2 separate regions of the Homo sapiens genome follow, and region 1 is linked to region 2. A link is a loop called in an ENCODE intact Hi-C map of the cell type or tissue named here. Cell type or tissue: MCF 10A. All regions are shown on one strand. Links, peaks and the distances in the headings refer to the core of each region. The heading gives the core; the rest is flanking DNA.

Evidence for each region. Hi-C counts contacts between places; a loop is a spot of excess contacts. Peaks named below come from ENCODE experiments on the same cell type or tissue, not always from the same donor. Only the 100,000 strongest peaks of a DNase experiment are listed, where the experiment ranks them.
Region 1: it touches region 2 in a loop (34-fold over the local background); 4 of 110 quality-filtered maps call a loop at or near these places.

Annotation. Positions count from the first base shown.
Region 1 is chrX:107,098,094-107,108,046 of GRCh38, forward strand. All of the region lies in intron 5 of RBM41 (RNA binding motif protein 41), which reads right to left. Among named protein-coding and RNA genes, the nearest start is that of RBM41, 16 kb to the right of the region's middle. In MCF 10A, for the core only: a CTCF peak has its summit at 5,084 (motif pointing right); no DNase peak of the experiment used is centred there.
Region 2 is chrX:107,423,924-107,433,876 of GRCh38, forward strand. It overlaps the pseudogene KRT18P49. Among named protein-coding and RNA genes, the nearest start is that of FRMPD3, 21 kb to the right of the region's middle. In MCF 10A, for the core only: a CTCF peak has its summit at 5,442 (motif pointing left); a DNase peak (open chromatin) is centred at 5,418.

The DNA.
Region 1 (9,953 bases), core at 2,004-7,003, 330 kb before region 2:
CAGAATCACAAAAGGTGAGAAGAAATAGAAAACAGAAAATGTACTGAAAGTCATTAAAGGATAATTAAATTAATGGAAAGGTACCATGTTCACATTTGAAGATTTGAAGACTCATAGATATGTCAATTGACCTCAATTGACTTAAATGCTCGATGGAATCCCAATCAAAATCATATAAAGGTATGTGTGCATGTGTAACTTCATAGATTTTCAAATTTACATGGAAAGGCAAAGTGTCAAAAGTAGACAAAACACTTTTGAAGAAAAACAAGTTGGAAAGAATTATTCTCCAGATACTAAAACATCATAAAGCTAGACTGTATGATATTGATTCTAAAATAGCCAAAAAGACAAAGGAACAAAAGAGAGAATCAAAAAAAAATTCATTCATATATGAACACCTGATATATGACAGAATATCCATCCATATATGAACACCTGATATTGCAACACAATAACAGTCTAGACATTTTCAATATTTGGTGTTAGAAGGCTATCTACATGAGGGAAAAAAGGAACTGGAACCCTACTTTATACCACATACATAAATCAATTCCAGGTGGATTAAAGACTTAAATGTGAAAGGCAAAAAACATAAAGCTTTTAGAATAAAGAACAGTATCAGGCCCAGGCGCGGTGGCTCATGCCTGTAATCCCAGCACTTTGGGAGGCCAAGGAGGGCAGATCACCAGAAGTCAGGAGTTCGAGACCAGCCTGGCCAACGTGGTAAAACCCCACCTCTACTAAAAATACAAAAATTAGCTGGCCGTGGTGGCGCATATCTGTAATCTCAGCTACTTGGGAGGCTGAGGCATGAGAACTGCTTGAACCCAGGAGGCGGAGGTTGCAGTGAACCAGGCCACTGCACTGCGGCCTGGGTGACAGGGGAAGACTCTTTGTCTCAGAAAAAAAAAAGGATTTATTAATCAAAGCACAAAACCACTAAGTATAAAGAAAAAATTAATAAATTTTATTACATAGAGATCAACAACTGTTGTTTACCAAAAGATACCATAAAGGCAGTGAAATGATAAACTACAGAATTGGAATATACATTTTCAACATATATTACCAACACAGAACAAGTATCCATAATAATAAAAAGACTGGTACAAATTTATAAGAAAATGCACCTATGATTAGAGAAAAATTGGATACAGAGTATTCAGGATGTATAACCTCAACACTTTCCTACCTCCTTCCTTCCTGTAGAGAGGTGGCAATAACTGAGATGTGCTATATCTTAGTGCTTTGGTGTTCACCCATTGGTTATTTTGTCTTTAAAGTTATTTATCTGCTGACTTCAAGATTCACAAGCTATTGTTTTGATAGATGCCTAAAGTGACCTCTGAACCAAGACTGCATCTGGACAAAGATACAAACAGACGGAAAGACATTCAGATAGTAAATAGGCATTTTCACATTTGCTAAATGGGCAAAAGAACTGAATAGCCATTTCACAAAGCAGGCTGTCCAAATGGCCAGTCAATGTGTAAGAAGGTATCCAACATCACTAGTTATCAAGAATGAAATTAAAACCACAATGAAACAAACAAACAATATAGGCTCAGACTCTTAAAATGACATCCTGAAAGGTACACACACACACACACACACACACACACACACACACACGAACACGAAGGCAGGGGAACTGTTCGGGGAACTGTTCTAAAGCAAACTAAGTGTAATGTGTGATCTCCAATTGTATTCCGGATTTATAATTGAGAAACCTGATTGCAACATTAGAGAAGCAATGTTAAATTTCTTAAGAGTGATCATTATACTGTGATTGCACAGGAGAATGTCTTTGTTCTTAGGAGATACACAATTAAGTATTTAGGAGTAAATCCTTCTTATTTCTGAAACTTACTCCAAATAGTTTATCAGTAAACAAACTACATACACATACACTCATATGGAGGAAGAGAGGTAAAGCAAATGTGGCAAGTTGTCAACAGTTGGTGAACGCAGGTGAAGGGTGTGGGTGTATTCTTTCAACTTTTCTCCACATTTGATATTTTCCAAAATAAAAGGTTGAGGAAAATAACACTTGACTAAAGGCTTTAAAAAAAGTAACATAAATTGGCCAGGTGTGGTGGCTCATGCCTACAATCCCAACACTTTGGGAGGCTGAGGTGAGTGGATCACTGGAGGTCAGGAGTTCCAGACTAGCTTGGCCAACATGGCGTGTGCCACTGTCCCTGGTGAATATTTTGTATTTCTAGTCTGTACTAAAAATATAAAAATTAGCCAGGGGTGATGGCAAACGTCTGTAATCCCAGCTACTCGGAAGGCTGAGGCACGGGAATTGCTCGAACCTGGGAAGTGGAGGTTGCAGTGAGCTGAAATCATGCCCCTGCACTTTAGCCTGGGCGACACAGTGGACTCTGTCTCAAAAAAAAAAAAAGAAAAAAAAAGTAACATAAATAAATGTTAACTAATAATAAAGGGAAAAAAGCACAACAAAATACAAGTAAATACTCATCAGATTAGAGTCTGACGATATCTGTTGTGGACAAGGATGTAGAGCAACCTAAACATTTCCACATGGCTGGTGGAATTTTAACTTGGGGGAATCCCTTCAGAAATTAGTTAACAGCTATTAAAGTTGAAGACAATGTGAACACTTCACCACCCAATTCCACTCCTAGATATATACCCTGAGAAACTCCTGCACACGTGTCCCAGAAAACATGTACAAGAAAGATCACAGTGGCAGAAGTGATATATACAGCCCCCCAAATGGAAACAACCCAAATGTGCAACTACAGTAGAATGGATAAACTATGGTATGTTCATATAAAGGAATACTATACTATACTTCAATGAAAATGAACTATGGCTACACATAGCAATATGTACGAATATCTCAAATATAATTGCCAGAAAACACCACAATATTGAGTAGAAAAGGAAGACCCAATAGAATACATACAGTATAATTCACTGACACAATGCTTAAGCACAGGCAAAACCAAACCAGACTGTCTAGTGCTGCATGTATGGGTGGTAAAGATATAAAGAAAAATAAGGAAATTATCACAAGTTAGGGCAGTAGTTATATCTAGTGGGAAGAGGGTTGTGATTTGTGAGGGACATATGGGGATTTTTGGAGTATCGGCATGTTCTGTTTCTTGATCTGATTAAAAATGTTTTAAGTGCTGTTTGTCATGATCTATCTCACTATAAAGAGATCGTTTGCAAAAAAAGTGAATGAGAGGTGAACAAGCGGCAACAAGTAAATGTACTGGGTTAAATAGAATCCTCCCAAAATTCATGTCTACCCAGAACCTAAGAATATGACCTTATTTGGAAATAGGGTCTTTGCAGATATAATTAGTTAAGGTGAAGTCACAGGGTAGGCTCTGAGTCCAATGACTGATGTCCTTATAAGAAGGACATGTGAAGATACAGAGACAGATACAGTCAACAACCAGAATGCCATGTGATGGCAGAGGCAGAGATTAGAGAGATAATCTAAGAACTGCCAGCAAACACCAGAAGCTAAGAAAGAGGCATGGAACAAATTCTCCCTCAGAGCCACTAGAAGGACCCAACCTTGCCAACATTTTGATTTTGTAGCCTCCACAACTGTGAGGGAATAACTTTCTGTTGTTTTAAGCCATTCACTTTAAGCAGCATCCTACTTCCCAGTACCAAAGTCTGTATTAGATTCCTAGGTCTGCCATAACAAAGTACCACTGGTACTGGGAAGTAAGATGCTGCTTTAACAAATACCTAAAAATGTAGAATTGGATTTAGAATTGGGTAATGAGTAGAGGCTGGAAGAATTTTGAGCTGCTTGATGGTAAAAGCCTATATTACATTGAGGAGATTGTTGGTAGAAATACGGATGTTAAAGGCAATTCTGGTAAGGGCTCAGAAAGAAGTAAAGAGACAGTAGAGAAAGCTGCTATTACCTTAGAGAATATATGTGTTCATGATTACATACACGTAATCATGAACAAAATGTTGCTAGAGGTATAAATGTTAAAGGTACTTCTGGCAAGGCCTTAGAAGGAAATGATGAACATGTTATTAGACACTGGAGGAAAGGCAATCTTTGTTATAAAGTGGCAGAAACTTGGCTGAATTGAGTTCTACTGTTGGGCAAAAAGTTTAACTTAAAAGTGACAAACTGATATTTCACTAAGGAGATGAATGGGCAAAGTGTGGAAGATGCAGGCTAGTTTCTCCCTGATGCTTATAATAAAATAAAAGAGGACAGAGGAAAATTGAAGAAGGAACTGTTAAGAAAAAAGGGGACAACACTTGATGATTGGGAAAATTCTCAGCCTATACAGATAGCGTGCTCTGGAAACAGGGCCAACAGTATAGATGGACAAACTTTCATTGAAGAGATTAAGTGTTAGGGTGTTAGGATCCAATCAACCACCTCAGCAGAAGCCAGGAATACAGATGGGGTTATCTAGGAAGAATCTGTAGAGAAACCTCATGTCTAATGGTGTAAATCTCTTGACATATATGAGACTGACAATGTTTTTGAGAATCTTATACCAGCAAAAACCACCAGTGCCAGCCTGGTGTGAAAGAGACAGAGACAGGACAAAGGAAGGATGATTACAAGAGCAAAGCCACAGACATAGAGGCCAGAGAGGATGGGGCTATAGCTGCCCTGATAGACTGAGTATATGGGCCCAGTGGACAAAGCACTGAGCCCAGAATATTACTCATAGGCCTTGAAAACTAATGGAATTTGCCATGCTAGGCTACAAACTTGCTTTAGACCAGTAACCCCTTTATTCCCTCATTTTTGCCCTTTCAGAATGGTAATGTCTACCTTATGCCTGTCCCACTATTTTATTTTGGAAGCAGATAACTTGTTTTCTAGCTCCACCAGTCTCTGGATGGAGAGAAATTTTGCCCCAGGATGGACCATATCCAGAACCTCACCTATACCTGATATAGATGATTTAGATAATGAGACTTAGGACTTTTTGAGTTGGTATTTAGATGATATTTGGGACTCAGACTTGGTGCTGGAATGGGTTAAGACTTTTGGGGATGTTATGTATTTTGCACGTGGATAGATGTGAATTTTTGGCACCAGAGGGCAGACTGTACTAGGTTGAACAGTATACCTCTAAAATTCATGTCCACCTCAAGCCACAGACTGTGAAATATTTGGAAATAGGGTCTTTGCAGATGTAGTTAAATTAAGATGAAGTAATACTAGATTAGGGTGGGGCCTAAATCCAATGACTGATATCCTTTTAAGAGAGCACTGTGAAAACACAGATACATGAGAATGCTATGTGATGACAGAGGCAGAGATAGGAATTATGCATCTATGAACCAGGGAACACCAAGAATTGCTGGCAACTTACCAGAGCTAGAAGAAGTAACGAAGGATATTCTCCTAGAGCCTGCAGAGAGAGCATGGCCCTGCTGACACCTTTGATTTTAGACTTCTAGCCTCCAGAACTGTGGAGAGGATAAATTTCTGTTGTTCTAAGCCACCAGATTTATAATAATTTGTTACAGCAGCCCTAGGAAACTAATACAGTAATTATAGAAAACTCTTCTAAGAATTGTGCTGTAGAAAGGGCAAACTATTGATACATACGACAATATGAATGAATCCCAAAAACATTATGTTGAATTAAAGAAACCTTACACAAAGAACATATACTGTACAATTCCAGTTATATGAAGTTCTAGAACAAGCAAAACTAATCTATGGTGGAAAAAAATCACAACACTAGTTGCCTCTGAGAGGGTAGGATGGGAATTACTGGAAAGAAGTATGCTGAGACTTTCTGTGGTGATAGTAATCTTCTGTGTTGATAGGGGTTAGGTTACACAGATGCAGTGTGTCCTGGAGATGGTCCGATGATTGTCTTTATTCCCAATTCCATGTTCAGTGATAACATATTGGTAGCTTGAAACTGGCTATGGTGGTAATATGTACACCTTGGAAACTGGCAAATGATACAAATCAGGGCCTGTTTTCCCCGCTCCCCTCCCCTACCCCCCCGCCAGAGACCTGGTTGTTAAACATTTACCAGTATATCACTACAGATTTATACACCGGTCAAAAGTCAGCAAATGAACACTTGAAAGATCTTTACATTTAACTGCTTGCAAATTTTGCAACAAAAGAAAAATCATTAATAAATATTTAACTCTAATTAACAGTATACATGCTGAAGTATTTCGGGGGAAGGAATTTACATCAGCGGTTTTCTAACATACATTAATAAAGATGGATTGATAGATGGGTATGGGTATAGATAGATTTGTGATAAGGCAAAATATTAATGGTAGATTCCAGATGGTAATATAATGGTTCTTTGTGATAAAATTCTTTCATCTTTTCTGTGTGTTTGAAAATTTTCACTGAAAACAAAGAATAGAAAAAATCTTTTCCCATTAGGATATCAAAAATATTAACATATTATATTATCTATTTAATATTATCTTTTTTAGGGCTTAAATTTTTACATTTCACTTTTTAAACGAACTGCTACTTATTATGGTATACAGTAAAAGAAGAAGATCTTGTCAAAGGCCTTTTCTGCATCTATTGAGATAATCATATGGTTTTTGTCACTGGTTCTGTTTATATGCTGGATTACGTTTATTGATTTGCATATGTTGAACCAGCCTTGCATCCCAGGGATGAAGCCCACTTGATCATGGTAGATAAGCTTTTTGATGTGCTGCTGGATTCGGTTTGCCAGTATTTTATTGAGGATTTTTGCATTGAATGAAAACTCTCAATAAATTAGGTATTGATGGGACGTACCTCAAAATAATAAGAGCTATCTATGACAGACCCACAGCCAATATCATACTGAATGGGCAAAAACTGGAAGCATTCCCTTTGAAAACTGGCACAAGACAGGGATGCCCTCTCTCACCACTCCTATTCAACATAGTGTTGGAAGTTCTGGCCAGGGCAATCAGGCAGGAGAAAGAAATAAAGGGTATTCAATTAGGAAAAGAGGAAGTCAAATTGTCCCTGTTTGCAGATGACACAATTGTATATCTAGAAAACCCCACCGTCTCAGCCCAAAATCTCCTTAAGCTGATAGGCAATTTCAGCAAAGTCTCAGGATACAAAATCAATGTGCAAAAATCACAAGCATTCTTATATACCAATAACAGACAAACAGAGAGTCAAATCATGAGTGAACTCCCATTCACAATTGCTTCAAAGAGAATAAAATACCTAGGAATCCAACTTACAAGGGATGTGAAGGACCTCTTCAAGGAGAACTACAAACCACTGCTCAAGGAAATAAAAGAGGATACAAACAAATGGAAGAACATTCCATGCTCATGGGTAGGAAGAATCAATATCGTGAAAATGGCCATACTGCCCAAGGTAATTTACAGATTCAATGCCATCCCCATCAAGCTACCAATGACTTTCTTCACAGAATTGGAAAAAACTACTTTAAAGTTCATATGGAACCAAAAAAGAGTCCGCATTGCCAAGTCAATCCTAAGCCAAAAGAAAAAGCTGGAGGCATCACACTACCTGACTTCAAACTATACTACAAGGCTACAGTAACCAAAACAGCATGGTACTGGTACCAAAACAGAGATATAGACCAATGGAACACAACAGAGCCCTCAGAAATAATGCCGCATATCTACAACTATCTGATCTTTGACAAACCTGACAAAAACAAGGAATGGGGAAACGATTCCCTATTTAATAAACAGTGCTGGGAAAACTGGCTAGCCATATGTAGAAAGCTGAAACTGGATCCCTTCCTTACACCTTATACAAAAATTAATTCAAGATGGATTAAAGACTTACATGTTAGACCTAAAACCATAAAAACCCTAGAAGAAAACCTAGGCAATACCATTCAGGATATAGGCACGGGCAAGGACTTCATGACTAAAACACCAAAAGCAATGGCAACAAAAGACAAAATTGACAAATGGGATCTAATTAAACTAAAGAGCTTCTGTACAGCGAAAGAAACTACCATCAGAGTGAACAGGCAATCTACAGAATGGGAGAAAATTTTTGCAATCTACTCATCTGACAAAGGGCTAATATCCAGAATCTACAAACAACTCAAACAAATTTACAAGAAAAAAACAAACAACCGCATCAAAAAGTGGGCGAAGGATATGAACAGACACTTCTCAAAAGAAGACATTTATGCAGCCAAAAAACACATGAAAAAATGCTCATCATTACTGGCCATCAGAGAAATGCAAATCAAAACCACAATGAGATACCATCTCACACCAGTTAGAATGGCAATCATTAAAAAGTCAGGAAACAACAGGTGCTGGAGAGGATGTGGAGAAATAGGAACACTTTTACACTGTTGGTGGGACTGTAAACTAGTTCAACCATTGTGGAATTCAGTGTGGCGATTCCTCAGGGATCCAGAACTAGAAATACCATTTGACCCAGCAATCCCATTACTGGGTATATACCCAAAGGATTATAAAACATGCTGCTATAAAGACACATGCACATGTATGTTTATTGCGGCACTATTCACAATAGCAAAGACTTGGAACTAATGCAAATGTCCAACAATGATAGACTGGATTAAGAAAATGTGGCCCATATACACCATGAAATACTATGTAGCCATAAAAAATGATGAGTTCATGTCCTTTGTAGGGACATGGATGAAGCTGGAAACCATCATTCTCAGCAAACTATTGCAAGGACAAAAAACCAAACACTGCATGTTCTCACTCATAGGTGGGAATTGAACAATGAGAATACATGGACACAGGAAGGGGAACATCATACACCGGGGCCTGTTGTGGGGTGGGGGGAGTGGGGAGGGATAGCATTAGGAGATATACCTAATGTTAAATGACGAGTTAATGGGTGCAGTACACCAACATGGCACATGTATACATATGTAACAAACCTGCACGTTGTACACATGTACCCTAAAACTTAAAGTATAATAAAAAAAGAGGAAAATCTAAATGTATTATTTGTTCAAGTAGCTAATCAATTGAAAGACATTTTTCATTTTTATCATTTTCTTTAGATAGTTCATGGTAAGCGTATGTAGACCATGGAGTCTGACAAGTATACAAGTCATGTTAAAACCCTAAAAAGAAAGAAGGAATACTGGGGATGACTGAAGTTATTTGGAAGATAAAAGGGATAGGATCCAGCACAAAATTATACACATTAGCCTTAAGCAGAAAGGACTTCCCTAGCACTGAGTCAAGAGAGAAGAAAACAAGGGTGAGGATACAGAAGTTAGCAGAGCATGAAGCAGGAAATGGATGAAAGTTCTTGCTGATGGCAGTTTCCTTTGAAATAGGATGGAAGACTGTTAAAAATGACAAAATAGTAGGAAAGGAAAGAGTAATGAGGATTTAAAATACTATTTATAAGGAATGAAATAGTGAGCTGACTAGGGACTAGGAGATAGATTGTTGAACAAGGGAGAGGCTCTAACCAATAACAGAGACGAGAAAGTTGTAGAGGCAATAATCAACAAAGTTATGTTTTCTTTCTAGCAGTGCCCAGAAGCCATGATGTAGAAATAGAGAAGGCAATTAGTCTGGTTGATTTGAGTTTGAGGTTTTGCTGGGTGGATGTGATACATAGACAAGGAAGCAAAGAGAATGATTCATTGTCAAGATGGGTGGTTAAATAATGGATGATAGAGTCTAAGTGAGATTTGAAAGCAAGAAGAAATAGAAAGGGGCTGACAGATTGGGAGAAAATTAAAAGGTCAAGGAACTGGAGATATAAACAGGGTTGAAGAGATGGTATGTGAATTTAAGAGAGTTATGCGAGCCAGAAGGATAAGAGAAAGGTTGTAGTCAGAGAGTACCATACTATAGTTGAAGATTTCAGAGGAAATATATTTCTAGAGATAATATATGTTTCTTTCTCACTGATTCAAGGTTAGAAAATGGGATATGTATAACTCCAGAAAAGTTTGTCTCGAGATATAGTAAAATCACACTTAATA
Region 2 (9,953 bases), core at 2,771-7,770:
TGTGCTGTATTCAGGAGACCCATCTCATGTGCAGAGACACACATAGGCTCAAAATAAAGGGATAGAGGAAGATCTACCAAGCAAATGGAAAGCAAAAAAAAGCAGGGGTTGCAATCCTAGTCTCTGATAAAACAGACTTTAAACCAACAAATATCAAAAGAGACAAAGAAGGCCACTACACAATGGTAAAGGGATCAATTCAACAAGAAGAGCTAACTATCCTAAATATATATATGCACCCAATAAAGGAGCACCCAGATTCATAAAGTAAGTCCTTAGAGACCTACAAAGAGACTTAGATTCCCACACAATAATAATGGGAGACTTTAACACCCCATTGTCAATATTAGACAGACCAACAAGACAGAAGGTTAACAAGGATATCCAGGACTTGAACTCAGCTCTGCACCAAGCAGACCTAACAGATATCTACAGAACTCTCCACCCCAAATCAACAGAATATACATTCTTCTCCACACCACATAGCACTTATTCCAAAATTGACCACATAGTTGGAAGTAAAGCACTCCTCAGCAAATGTAAAAGAACAGAAATCACAACAAACTGTCTCTCAGACCACAGTGTAATCAAATTAGAATTCAGGATTAAGAAACTCACTCAAAACCACACCACTACATGGAAACTGAACTGAACAACCTGCTCCTGAATGACTACTGGGTAAATAATGAAATGAAGGCAGAAATAGAGATGCTCTTTGAAACCAATGAGAACAAAGACACAACGTACCAGAATCTCTGGGACACAACTAAAGCAGTGTGTAGAGGGAAATTTATAGCACTAAATGCCCACAAGAGAAAGCAGGAAAGATCTAAAATCGACACCGTAACATCACAATTAAAAGAACTAAAGAAGCAAGAGCAAACAAATTCAAAAGCTAGCAGAAGGCAAGAAATAACGAAGATCAGAGCAGAACCGAAGGAGATAGAGACATAAAAACCCTTCAAAAAATCAACCAATCCAGGAGCTGGTTTTTTGAAAAGATCAACAAAAATGGTAGACCTCTAGCAAGACTAATAAAGAAGAAAAGAGAGAAGAACCAAATAGAAGCAATAAAAAATGACAAAGGGGATATCACCACCGATCCCACAGAAATACAAACTACCATCAGAGAATATAAGGGCACCTCTAGGCAAATAAACTAGAAAATCTAGAAGAAATGGATAAATTCCTGGACACATACACCCTCCCAAGACTAAACCAGGAAGAAGTTGAATCTCTGAATAGACCAATAACGGGCTCTGAAATTGAGGCAATAATTGATAGCCTACCAACCAAAAAAAGTCCAGGACCAGACGGGTTCACAGCCGAATTCTACCAGAGGTAAAAAGAGGAGCTGGCACCATTCCTTCTGAAACGATTCCAATCAATAGAAAAAGAGGGAATCCTCCCTAACTCATTTCATGAGGCCAGCATCATCTTAAGACCAAAGCCTGGCAGAGACACAACAAAAAAAGAGAATTTTAGACCAATATCCCTGATGAACTTTGATGCGGAAATCCTCAATAAAATACTGGCAAACCGAATCCAGCAGCCCATCAAAAAGCTTATCCACCACGATCAAGTGGGCTTCATCCCTGGGATGCAAGGCTGGTTCAACATACACAAATCAATAAACATAATCCATCACATAAACAGAACCAATGAAGAAAACCACATGATTATCGCAATAGATGTAGAAAAGGCCTTTGACAAAATTAAACAGCCCTTCATGCTAAAATCTCTCAATAAACTAGTTATTGACAGGACGTATCTCAAAATAATAAGAGCTATTTATGACAAACACACAGCCAATATCATACTGAATGGGCAAAAACGGGGAGCATTCCCTTTGAAACCTGGCACAAGACAGGGATGCCCTCTCTCACCACTCCTATTCAACATAGTGTTGGAAGTTCTGGCCAGGGCAATCAGGCAAGAAAAAGAAATAAAAGGTATTCAGTTAGGAAAAGAGGAAGTCAAATTGTCCCTGTTTGCAGATGACATGATTATATATTTAGAAAACCCCATTGTCTCAGCCCAAAATCCCCTTAAGCTGATAAGCAACTTCAGCAAAGTCTCAGGATACAAAATTAATATGCAAAAATCACAAGCATTCCTATACACCAATAACAGACAAACAGAGAGCAAAATCATGAGCAAACTCCCATTCACAATTGCTACAAAGAGAATAAAATACCTAGGAATCCAACTTACAAGGGATGTGAAGGACCTCTTCAAGCAGAACTACAAACCACTGCTCAGTGAAATAAAAGAAGACACAAACAAATGAAAGAACATTCCATGCTCATGGATAGGAAAAATCAACACTGTGAAAATGGCCATACTGCCCAAGGTAATTTATAGATTCAATACCATCCCCATCAATCTACCAATAACTTTCTTTACAGAATTGGAAAAAACTACTTTAAAGTTCATATGGAACCAAAAGAGAGCCTGCATTGCCAAGACAATCCTAAGCAAAAAGAACAAAGCTAGAGGCATCATGCTACCTGACTTCAAACTATACTACAAGGCTACAGTAACCAAAACAGCATGGTAGTGGTACCAAAATAGATATATAGGCCAGTGGAACAAAACAGAGGCCTCAGAAATAACACCACACATCTACAACCATCTGATCTTTGACAAACCTGACAAAAACAAGAAATGGAGAAAGGATTCCCTATTTAATAAATGGTGCTGGGAAAACTGGTTAGCCATGTGTAGAAAGCTGAAACTGGATCCCTTCCTTACCCCTTATACAAAAATTAATTCAAGATGGATTAAAGACTTAAGTATTAGACCCAAAACCATAAAAACCCTAGAAGAAAACCTAGGCAATACCATTCAAGACATAGGCATGGGCAAGGACTTCATGACTAAAACACCAAAAGCAATGGCAACAAAAGCCAAAATAGACAAATGGGATCTAATTAAACTAAAGAGCTTCTGCACAGCAAAAGAAACTACCATCAGAGTGAACAGGCAACCTACAGAATGGGAAAAAATTTTTGTAATCTACTCATCTGACAAAGGGCTAATATCCAGAATCTACAGAGAACTTGAACAAATTTACAAGAAAAAAAACAAACAACCCTATCGAAAAGTGGGCAAAGGATATGAACAGACACTTCTCAAAAGAAGACATTTATGCAGCCAAAAGACACATGAAAAAATGCTCATCATCATCATCACTGGTCATCAGAGAAATGCAAGTCAAAACCACAATGAGATACAATCTCACACCAGTTAGAATGGCGATCATTAAAAAGTCAGGAAAAAACAGATGCTGGAAAGGATATGGAGAAATAGGAACCCTTTTACATTGTTGGTGGGAGTGTAAACTAGTTCAACCATTGTGGAAGACAGTGTGGCGATTCCTCAAGGATCTAGAACTAGAAATACCATTTGACCCATCCATCCCATTACTGGATATATACCCAAAGGATTATAAATCATGCTACTATAAAGACACATGCACGCATATGTTTATTGTGGCACTATTCACAATAGCAAAGTCTTGGAACCAACCCAAATATCCATCAATGATAGACTAGATAAAGAAAATGTGGCACACATACACCATGGAATACTATGCAGCCATAAAAAGGATGAGTTCATGTCCTTTTCAGGGATATGGATGCAGCTGGAAACCATCATTCTGGGCAAACTATCACAAGGACAGAAAACCAAACACTGCATGTTCTCACTCATAGGTGGGAATTGAACAATGAGAACACTTGGACCCAGGGCGGGGAACATCTCACCCTGGGGCCTGTCATGGGGTGGGGGGCTGGGGGAAAGATAGCATTAGGAGAAATACCTAATGTAAATGATGAGTTAATGGGTGCAGCAAACCAACATGGCACATATATACCTATGTAACAAACCTGCACGTTGTGCACATGTACCCTAGAACTTAAAGTATAAAAAAAAAAGCTCACTGATTAAGTCAGGTCTACCCAGAATAATATCACTTTTGATTAACTAAAAATAAACTTATTTGAGATCTTAACGATGCCTGCAAAATTCCTTTACTTTTGCCATATAACCTGATCATGAAAGTAACATGCCATCCTATTCACAGGTCTCACCCACACGCAAGAGGAGAGGGTTATACAGGACATGTACATGAGTCAGGAATCTTGGGGGCAATCGTAGAATTCTGCCTACTACAAAGGACTGGAAGATAAAGATGAGGAAATCCCTCACAATGGGGAAAAATAGATAAGAAATAAAGGAAAAGCAATAATGAAGAAAAAATTAGGAAGTTCAACATCTAGCATCCAATTATTAGAAATTCCAGAAAGAAGGGAGAAAATTATCAAAGAAGTAATATGATAAAATTCTGAAAGCCAATGGAAAACATGAGTTTTCTAACTGAAAAAGCCAACCGAATGTCTCGTAGAGTTGTGTTTTTCAAAGCCACATTCCCAACCATGTCAGGGTTCATATGCTGAATACTATGAAATGCTGATAAAAGAAATCAGATAAACCTAAATAATGGAGAGACATACCATATTCATGAATTAGAAGACTTAACATGGTTAAAATGTCAATTATCCCTAACTGGCTATAGATTTAATGCAATATTTATCATTTATATTCATCATTTGATAAATAATAAATATTTACCAAAATTCCAAGGGGTTTCTTGCAGATATAGACAAGCTTATTCTAAAATTAATATGAAAAGGCAAAGGTGTGGACAATGCCCGCATCGTTCTGAAGATCGACAATGCCTGTCTTGCATCAGCAGATGACTTTAGAGTCAAGGATGAGACAGAGCTGACCATGCACCAGTCTGTGGAGAGCGACATCCATGGGCTCCACAAGATCATTGATGACACCAATGTCACTCAGCTGCAGCTAGAGGCAGAGGTCAAGGCTCTCAAGGAGGAGTTGCTCTTCATGAAGAAGAACCACGAAGAGGAAGTAAAAGGCCTACAATCCCAGATTGCCAGCTCTGGGTTGTCCATGGAGGTAGATACCCCAAATCTCAGGACCTCACCAAAATCATGGCAGACATCCAGGCCCAATATGACTAGCTGGCTCGGGAGAACCAAGAGGAGCTGGACAAGTACGGGTCTCAGCAGACTGAGGAGAGCACCACAATGGTCACCACACAGTCCGCCGAGGTTGGAGCTGCTGAGATGGCGCTCACGGAACTGAGACATACAGTCCAGTCCTTGGAGATTGACCTGGACTCAATGAGAAATCTGAAGGCAAGCTTGGAGAGCAGCCTGAGGAAAGTGGAGGCCCGCTATGCCCTACAGATGGAGCAGATCAACGGGATCCTGCTCCACCTGGAGTCGGAGCTGGCACAGATCCGGGCAGAGGGACAGTGCCAGGCCCAGGAGTACAAGGCCCTGCTGAACATCAAGGTCAAGCTGGAGGCTAAGATCGCCACCTACTGCCACCTGCTGGAAGATGGCAAGGACTTCAATCTTGGTGATGCCCTGGACACCAGCAATTCCATGCAAACCATTCAAAAGACCACCATCTGCCGGATAGTGGATCATAAAGTGATGTCAGACATTAAGCCAGCAGAAGCAGGGTACTCTTTGGGGAGCAGGAGGCTGATTAAAAGTTCAGAGGGGAAAAAAAAGAAAGAAGAGAAAAAGAAAAAAAGAAAGAAAAGGCAAAGGAATTAGAAAAGCCAAGACATTATTTGTGGAAAAAATAAAATTAGAGGAATCACATTGAATGATTTTAAGATTTATAGAAAGTTAAGTAATCAATACTGAGTGTTACTAGTGAAGAGATAGGCACATAAATCAATGAGATGGAAAAGAGAGTTCAGAAAGAGATGTACAAAAAAGAGACAAAAGGCCAGGTGTGGTGGCTCATGCCTGTAATCCCAGCACTTTGGGAGGCTGAGGAGGGCAGATCACCCTAGGTCAGGAGTTCAAGACCAGCTTGGCCAACATGGAGAAACCCCATCTCTACTAAAGATCAAAAATTAGCAGGGCATAGTGGTGGGCACCTGTAATCCCAGCTAATAGGGAGGCTGAGGCAAGAGGATTGCTTGAACCCGGGAGGCAGAGGCTGCAGTGAGCCAAGATGGTGCCACTGCACTCCAGAGCCTGGGTGACAGAGTGAGACTCTGTCTGAAAAAAAAAAAAAAAGACAAAGATGCAAGAACAATTCAGCAGAGAAAACATCATCTTTTCAACAAATAATGCTGAAACAGTTGAACATCCACAGTTTTAAAAAAAGAACATTGACCTAAATATTATACCTTATATAAAAGTGAATTCAAAATAGATATTAGATCTAAATGCAAAACCTAAAACTATAAAACTTTTAGAAGAAGATGTAAGGGAAAATCTTTGTGACCTTGGGTTAGGCAAAGAACTTTTGGATATACCACCAAAAGCTTGATCCATAAAAAAGAAAAATTGGTAAATTGGACTTTATTAAAAGGTAAAACTTTTGCTCTGTGAGAGATACTGTTAAGAGAATAAAAAGACAAGCTACAAATTGGGAGAAAATATTTGCAAATCACATATCTGACAAAGAACTTGTATCTAGAATATGTAAAGAGGCTATTAAAACTTAGTAAGAGGCCAGGCACAGTGGCTCATGCCTGTAATCCCAACACTTTAGGAGGCCAAGAAGGATCACTTGAGGTTGCAGCCTGGGCAACACAGCGAGACTCCATCTGTGAAAAAAATCAAACTCAATAAAACTTACTGAAACAAACCAATATTTTTAAGTGGGCAAAAAATTTTTTGAAAAGTCACTTTACAAATGAGGATACAAAAACGGCTCACAAACACATAAAATTCATCATTCAGGAAATGAGAATTAAAACTGCAAAAGTGTGCCTTTAGAGAGCCACTAGTAATTGAAATAAAAAGGAATGTTAATACCAAGTTTGGCAAGGATGTAAAGCAACTGGAACTCTGTTTCATTGTTGGTGGGATTCTAAAATGGTACAACCACTTTGGAAAGTACTTTGGCAGTGTCATAAAGTTAAACTTAATACCAATCATATGATACAGCTTTTTCACTCGTAGAGAGAATGGAAAACATATGTCTGCACAAAACCCTGTACACAAATCCTCTTAGCAGCTTTATTTACAATTGTCAAAAAATGGAAACAATCCAAATACCCAATAAAAGTGAATAAACAAATTTTAGTAAATCCATACCATGGAGTACTACTCAGCAATAAAAGGGAATTGACTAATGATACATGAAACAACATGAATTTCATAAATATTATGATGTGTGAAAGAAGTCAGACGCAGAAGTACACATACTGCATGATTCTAATTTATAGTGACAGAAAGCAGGTCAGTGGTTGCCTAGGGATAAAGAAATGATTTGCAAAGGAGCCTGAAGAAAACTTTTGGAGGTGTTGGATATGATTGTGGTGATGGTTTCACAAGGATAAACATATGTCAAAACTTATCAAATTGTACACCTTTAACACGTGCAGTTTATTGTAGGTCATTTACACCTCAGTAAAGCTATTTCAAAAGATTATAAAAATTACACTAATTTAAAGAAGTCATGCACAAAAGGTTGCCTACATATGATTCCATTATATGAAGTTTGAGAATGTGAAAATGTTTTAATTTATTTTAAAGTCAGAAGTAAAAATGGATTTTTAGGTCAAAGATGTTTCAGCACATAATATTAATATACTTATCTTTATACTAATGCAGTCATAAAATACAGTTTGTTTAATGAAGGAAGGGTGCAGGAAGGCCAAAGTTCCTTGGGCCCATGCAAATCATAATACATTCCTCTCTGTAGTGAATTATATTGGCAAAGTCACAATAATGTAAACATGATTTATTGGCTGTCAACTTTTAGAATCTACCTATAAACAAAGCATGGGAGATGTATTCATAGTTATAGAAGAAAATGTAAATACTATCAGCTTTGACAATGTAGAAGTAAACATTTGACAGAAAATGAAAGTAGAAGGGGAGAAGAGGTGGAGGGAAGCATATGGACTTGAATAGCTCCATCTGATAAAAATGGGGAGTCAAGAGATGCTATCTATAGTTTATGGTATAATATATAAGATTTCAGATACATTATTCAATGTTCTAAAAGTAATTAGTAGTAGAACAACAATATTCCATAACTCTATTGGGGGTGTGAAGGAGTGGAAGTGGGTATGTTATTGAGTACTGCCCTCTCATCTATCATAGTAGAAATTCAATAGATAAGTATCTCAAGTTGATAAATCAAGGAAGAGAGCAGAGGCATATTATTTAGTGAACTAGAGGTCAATCGTCAGAAGAATTAAAAGAGAAAGATTAAAAATGGCAGCTTTGTGGGTCTGAAGGTGGATGGGGTGGCAGAAAGGGTTTTGCTCTTCATTGTAAGTTTTTCTGTACCGTTTGATTTTTTTAACCAGGTTCATGTGTCATTTCAATTAAAAAAAAAAGTCATCTTCTCTCACCCCTGTCAGTCTCTACTTGAGCATCATTTGTATCCTTCCTTGTTCTCATCACAATCTGTAATTATTTTAGTTATATGTCTGATGATTCAGTTAATGTCTTTTTCTCCCATTAGACTGTAAGCTCCGCAAGGACAAGAACAGAGTCTGTCTTCGTCGCCACTCTGTCCCCAGTGCCTGGCATAGAATGTAGCCCAGGAACCAGGATCACACCATGCATAGCACTCCGGGAACTTCTTATACAAAGGCCTCTCCAAGCTTCTTCTAGGACCAACCGGCAGTTGAGATAGAAGATGTTCTGTTATGGAAAGGCAGTGTCCTCCAAAACGGTAAGAGCAGGGATGGCCATGAGCAGAGAAAGGCACTACAGCCGAATAGTACCCCAGAAAGTGTTCTAAACCTTCCCTGGTGAGGGCATGAGCTGGGGCAAATCAGGTTATTCTTCCAGCATTGAAATCCTCTTTAAAAGAACATTAAAGAGTGCCTTCAAGTGGGCATTTTGCAGGGAGTAAAAGGAAGAGGGAATAGCAAAGGCGCCTCTTAGCCCTGGGAGATATAGGCTGTTGGCATTTCCACACTAGCTAAAGAGGCTTCTCTCAGTCTGCCTGGGCTTGTGTCTGCCAGCAAGTACAGGCAGGTCCAGTAGATGCAGCTGATTTTTGTGGTCCTCCCTGGGCAGTTCTGAAGAGGTCTCTGGAAACTGCTTGATAGCAAAGCTGAAGATTATCTTGTGGTCAGAACAAGAGAGCCTGGGGCATGGAGCAGAGGAATTGGGCTGTCATATCTTCTAGAGCCACTTCCATAAGAACCTTGGGTATGCTGGGGTGAATGGTATGGGCAGACCTGTTTGCTTCCTGATTAAATGAGGAAAGGTGATCTGTGAGGCCACTCCCTCCTGGCCATAGCCTCACACATGATCCCTGAAGAGTCATAGACAGGGAGATTTCAAGGTTCAGACAACCCCATTGGACCCCTTGGGCTGTCTAGGGCTTCCTGGAGAGAACATTCTTCTTTTTTAAAAAATTATTATTATTATTATTATACTTTAAGTTCTAGGGTGCATGTGCACAATGTGCAGGTTTATTACCTATGTATACATGCACCATGTTGGTGTGCTGCACCCATTAACTCGTCATTTACATTAGGTAACTCTCCTAATGCTATCCCTCCCCCCTCCCCCCACCCCATGACAGACCCCAGTGTGTGATGTTCCCCTTCCTGTGTCCAAGTGTGAGAGAACATTCTTCCAATGAGGGGAACCAAAAAGAGGGAAGCATGGAAAAAAGCCAATGAGGAATTACGACGCCACCACTGGAGGAAGTGGGTTAGAGTCAAGATGGCTCACAGGGAGAAGTCCTTGCTTAGCAGGCCTAGAAACCTAGCACCTGTAATTGTGCCTCCCTCTTTCTAGGAAGACAACAAACTGTCTTTCAGCTTTGTCTACCAGGTACTGGAACCTCTCTGTGGCCAGATTCCTGGGGCCGGGTGAATTGTCAATAGGCAACTGCAGTCACTCAGAATCTTTCTAGAA